2 separate regions of the Homo sapiens genome follow, and region 2 is linked to region 1. Evidence: read pairs that join two places in POLR2A ChIA-PET (ENCODE). Cell type or tissue: OCI-LY7. All regions are shown on one strand. Each heading gives the region's core, and the rest is flanking DNA. Links, peaks and the distances in the headings are about the cores only.

Region 1 (2,917 bases), core at 323-2,822:
GGTACTGAGCAGATTAGGGTAAGAAGCATCACAGATATGGAAGACTAAATCTCTTACGGTCTACTGGGAGTTTTTTCACTTCTCTCTGGCCCCAGAAACTGTCTTATCCTTATATTTGAGTTCTGGGATATTATTGGTGATAAGCTTGGTGCTATATATTTGTTTTTTTGGTTTTATATGGAGGAGTAAAGCCAGCTTGCTTCTACACCACCATTTTGGAACGAAAAGTTGAAAGGTTTTCTCCCCTTCCATCTTGAAGGGAGCAAGGATTCGTCCTCAGGTAATAATAATCCACTCTGGATGTGAATTTGCCTTCTATGGCTGTCACATTTCTTCCAGTAACATCTCCAGTAGACTTACTGAATGCTTTACTTCACCATAATAATACCCCATGCCACATTGCATCTCAGCAAGAACTTATTTTAGAATAAAAGAAGTGAGGAAATGAGATGAAAAAATATGGCATTCACAGGTCTTACAGAAGGTTAGAATATTTAATGAAGACTCAGTAACAGCATTCACTGAGAGAAAACGTCTTGTGAGGTTGGGCTGCTATCCTATACAATGAGCCCATGCTTTGAATTAGAAACTAGTGTATGGCTCTGGGTCTCCCACAGGCCAAATACACCAGTCTGGGGAACCAGTAGGTAGAAGTGAGATGGTATCTCTCACTAGTACACATTAGCACTTGCAAATGCTTCATTTCCTATTTGTATTGGTTATTCCATACATGTTCTCCCACATCCATTCTTCCACTTTTCTATTCTGCTATATCTCTGAAGACTGTCTCACTTGGGCTGCCACGCTGACTCGCTTCTCTTTGGATCAGCCAATGACATTACCAGCAGGTAAGCAGAGAGCAGAGGAGAGAGAGAGCTCAGGGTATTTCCTCTCCATTTCCTCCCTGCTTCAGCATTGCATCTTTGTCAAGGGCCACCTTTTTCCATAGCTCTAGCTGCCGCTGGGCAATTTCACCCCAGCTCTGCTCTCACTAGACTCAGGTCACACTATTTCCTCTCCTACTCCTAGACATGGTAATGGCTTCCTGCTGTTTATTAGCCTCTGGGTGCCTCGACATCCATTGTTAGTGTCTTTAACCCTGCCTGCATCTCTTAGAGGTCCCTCAGTAAAGTCTCTTCATTTAAATAAAATGAATTGAATTCTATTTCCAGCTAGGATACATTATTTCTGCAACTCTGTGTTTTGCTGGCTTCAAGTGCCAGTACCCAAGAGAGGAGACAAAAGAATAGTTTTATTGTATTGAAAACTGAGGCTGCCATCTGTCCACTTCAATACTTTCATGCCAAACAGGCTAGAGGTAGGCTGCAGTGACAGGTGCTATTTTATAATAGGGCCTGGGAGCGATTCCACCTACACCACAGGGAGATAACACCTGGTAGTGTTAGGTCTAGTGTTTAAAAAACATACACTAATGGAAGACTTTACTAATCCCATTCAAGGAGGACCACCAAGAACTTAGATTTTTCAAAAATCAGGTTGGGGTAGCTCACTGGGTAAAGAACTCTGTTCAGCTGAGGTGCCCCTAAAGAGAAGGGGGATATGGAATAGATTTTAGAACAAGGATGTCATAAGTCACACATCAACTAAGGCTATGTGAATGTGTTGGGCAGAAACAAAGGCTGAAGTAGCTATTCATATTTTCTACCATGTATGTATTTTAGTTCTTTTTGTTCCTTTACCTATTCCCCTACTGTTTTTATGATTTATTCCCCAGGTAATAGACTACCAGAATGGGATTACAATGGACTCAGAGGAGAAATATGTATCACCCGGACGTAATCTGGCTTTAGAGCCTGATGCAGTACCTGATGATAGTTTGAACTGACTACCTGACCTCTAGACTCCCTGTTATATAGAATATGATTCTTCCTTATTCTTTAAGCTACCTGAACTCAGAGAGTTACTGATGGCCAAACACATCTTAACTGATACACGTATGCTCCACTAAGTAAATGAAGTTAAGTCAATTACACTTGGGACAGTGCTTGGCACATGGGATCCTTCTCACTGTGAATTCTGGGATATGGTTGCAACTGTCTATTCCGCAGTGGGAGAAGTCAGTGGGGGCTTCAGTGCTCAGGGAGGTTTCATGGAGGAGGAGGTCAGGTGTGATGTTCAGCCTGGTTATGCTGAACATCATGCTCAGCATGATGGGAAGAGTCATGCTGTTGGGCAGACCTCTGATTAGAGCCATGGCAATTGTACAACAAAGGCAGACTGACCTGAACGAAGGACAAGGCAGCAATCTTGAGCATGTGCCTCTATGAGAGGGGCTGTGGGTAGTGCAAGCTCAATGTGGAAGGAGAAAGAAGGAATTAGTCAAGTTTATGCCTTTGCTTCTTCATTAGTCATGAGGAATGCTCCCTGCATAGAAGAATCAGAAGTAAAGCAAGAATGAGTTGCTACCATATGTGGTTTCCCTCTGCCCTTGGGATACATAGAAAATAATGTTTTGCTATGAACTAATGACTTGACCATTTTGGCCTTCAAGAGATAGTGGCAGCAGTAGATACAGTTGCTGTCTCATCAGTATCTCTTTACCAGGCCACCACACCCATCCCCCATCTGCAGTGCATGCTGACTGCTAATGACACAGCTGTTTCTTTCTCCAGAGACTTCCTTCTCCAGAGCCACCTCATCCTGAAAAGCCTGAGAGGTTACGTCCTCCCCTAAGGGGAGCCCACAGCCAGTGATGACTGACATGGGGACCTAAAGGCCAAAGGGCTTCCCTGCAGTTGGGACAACTGCATGTGAGCTCCCCACGGGATCAGGCTGAGTTAGACTTCAGCTGAAGCTATATGTTTGCCCAGCTTCTTCTCTGCCCCATTCTAACTCCTCAGTCCCTTACAGGTTTTATCTGGGAGCAGTCCCCCAGTCAATCCTTTTCTCAAGCTCC
Region 2 (2,917 bases), core at 262-2,761, 72 kb before region 1:
AACTACTGAACACTTTATGTGTGGCCAGTCCAAACTCAGATATTGCTGTAAGTAAAATATACACCAGATTTCAAAGACTTAGTCAGAAAAAATATCTCATTTATATATTTTTTATATTGGTTATATGTTGAAATGATGTTGTGGGTATGCTGGGTTAAATAAAATATATTTTTGAAATAATTTCATGGGCTTCATTTATTTCTAATGTAGTTACTAGACAGTTACATACCTAGCTCATATCCTATTTCTATCGATGTGGCTCTGAACTCCTGGCTCAAGGCTCTCTTTCCAAAACACCAGGTATTTCTCATATTCAGAGATACACAAATTCCTACAGGTTTCTGTGTGTAAAGACACACACACACACACACACACACACACACACAGACACACACTCCCTCTTGTACACAGGGCCACTGACTCTCTGCCCCAATTCCTCTGTATACCCACCCCTCACCACACAGAGCCACTTAGGGAAACAGGCCCTTGAGCCATAAAAGTATATAAACCCAGCTGGGCGCGGTGGCTCACACCTGTAATCCCAGCACTTTGGGAGGCCAAGGTGGGTGGATCACCCGAGGTCAGGAGTTCGAGACCAGCCTGGCCAACATGGCGAAACCCTGTCTCTACTAAAAATACAAAAAATAGCTGGGTGTGGTAGTGGGTGCCTGTAATCCCAGCTACTTGGGAGGCTCAGGAGAATCATCTGAACCTGGGAGGCGGAGGTTGCAGTGCATCAAAATCGTGCCATTGCACTCCAGCCTGGGTGACAAGAGCAAAACTCTGCCTCAAAAAAAAAAAAAAAAGCATACAAACCCCTAGACCTGCCCACAAGGTGCCACCCGAGGACTTCATCCCCCTCCATTGGCCTTGAGGGAAAACACTGTTCTGTAGCATCTACTGGATGCCTCCTACCCACAGACCAGCGTTTTTGTCAGGCTGAGTGGCAGGCACATGACCAGTGGCATCTTTCCCAGCAGCATAAACGTCTTTGAGGAATTCCTCTGAGAGAAAGATATTTGTCTTGGTGCTGAAATATTTCTGCCTGTGAATTTGAGCTGAATGTCTGACCCTTAGGTAACAACAACAGCAGTGGCTCCAGTGTCCAAGATGGAAGTAGCTCCTATTGGGACCAGCCTTTTCCCAAGCTGTCCTCTTCCTGAATTTTCCAGCCTGAATCTTTCCTGACAGAAGTCACCTGTGTTAGAGGGTGCTGATCAGAAGCCCTGCTGCTCCCTGCTTCTCAGTGAATTTGCAGTGCATGTGTGTGGGTGTGTTTAAGTGTATGCGTGTGTGAGGGAAGTAGGAAAATGAACACATTTTCATTCAGGCTCTTCCCTACCTCATCGACAGACACACTTTCTTGGCATGTATGTTTGCTGGCCTGTGTGTCTATGGCACACCTGCTGGCCTTGACTGTGGGGCTGTAGTCTGGCCTCACCACACTGGTTCACTACCTTTTAAGGATCAGGCTCTTTTCAAGTTCACAATCACTGGGCATCCTCAAAGGGTTTTGTTTTTCTTCCCTTAAGCAAAAACACCTTCTAGCCCAGGTAACATTAATCTGATAATCACATGGAGGTAATTATCCAAATGCAGACCTCAGATTCTATAAACAGCCACAGCCACAGCCCCCACTGGGACTCAGCAAAACTCTGCGTCCAGAGATCTCGGCAGACCCCAGCATCTGTCACAACAACCAGTGTGGTTTATAAAGGCTCATTACAGAACTCAGGTAGGCTCCAGAGATGTTGCCTTCCTGCTCCTAATTGCTTAATTAGATGGAATATTGCCTGCTGGATTCAAATCAGATGAGTTTCCCTAGATACATCTGACTACAGAAGGCTCTGGGCTTGGCCGGGAGCGGTGGCTCACGCCTGTAATCCCAGCACCTTGGGAGGCCAAGGCTGGCAGATCATGAGGTCAGGAGATGGAGACCATCCTGGCTAACATGGTGAAACCCCCATCTTTACTAAAAATACAAAAAGTTAGCTGGGCGTGGTGGTGGGCACCTGTAGTCCCAGCTACTCAGGAGGCTGAGGCAGGAGAATGGCATGAACCCGGGAGGTGGAGCTTGCAGTGAGCCGAGATTGCGCCACCGCACTCCAGCCTGGGCAACAGAGTGAGACTCCGTCTAAAAAAAAAAAAAAAAAAAAAAAAGAAGGCTCTGGACTAATTGTTGGGGTAGGGATGGAGATGGGGGGGGCAGTACAATGACCTGGAAGATTCTAGAACCAGCAGTATGATAGGATGAGGCCTGTGTTAACAGAAGGGAAGTAAGGCTCTTGTCTCACACTGCCACGAGTTAGCTGTGTGGCCTGAACACCCAGCTGTCCCTTTGGGCCTTAGTTCCTTCCTCAGTAAAATAAGGTGAGTGAGTCAGCTTCCCTCAGGTTCTGCAACGTCAGGGCTGCAAGTAGCTGAAGACCGCCATTCACACTGGTTTGTCATTTCACATAACAAAGGGCAGAAGAGGGTATGCCTCAGGCAAGGACAATCAACAGATTTATATCATCAAAGGCTCAGGTTCTTTCTCTGCTAGTTATTCTGCTCAGTGGCACATTATGGTCACAAAGTGTCTGTGGCCATTCCAGGTGTCACATCCCAGTAGACACTGTTCAGAGATGGAGAGGGCCCATTTCAGTCTTCTTATTGAGAGGAGGACGTCTTTCCCAGAGGCTCCTCCCAGAGACCACCTCTCTCATTGGAGGAACTTGGTCACATGCTCACTCTCAAGCCAATCACTGATAAGGGGCATGGGACTACTTTGATGAGCTTAGAACCAATCTGGATTTAACTCTGTGGGTAAAGGTGGCACTTGCAAAATATTGAGATTCTGTTAACAGGAGAGAAGGTAGAGTGTGGATGTTAAACAGGCAACCAAGACCATCTGCTATACATACCACTTACATTTAAG

What was found. ChIA-PET counts read pairs that join two places held together with the same protein. Peaks named below come from ENCODE experiments on the same cell type or tissue, not always from the same donor. Only the 100,000 strongest peaks of a DNase experiment are listed, where the experiment ranks them.
Region 2: POLR2A ChIA-PET joins it to region 1 with 17 read pairs; 5 of 35 experiments call an interaction of 5 or more read pairs at or near these places.

The regions. Positions count from the first base shown.
Region 1 is chr3:45,273,574-45,276,490 of GRCh38, reverse strand. No RefSeq gene overlaps it. Among named protein-coding and RNA genes, the nearest start is that of TMEM158, 49 kb to the right of the region's middle. RefSeq lists an enhancer at 2,147-2,917. In OCI-LY7, for the core only: no CTCF peak of the experiment used is centred there; no DNase peak of the experiment used is centred there.
Region 2 is chr3:45,345,857-45,348,773 of GRCh38, reverse strand. It overlaps LOC105377062 (a long non-coding RNA gene), which reads left to right and starts at 2,283. Exons shown (of 3, transcript XR_940798.2): 1 at 2,283-2,370. RefSeq lists an enhancer at 2,259-2,784. In OCI-LY7, for the core only: no CTCF peak of the experiment used is centred there; no DNase peak of the experiment used is centred there.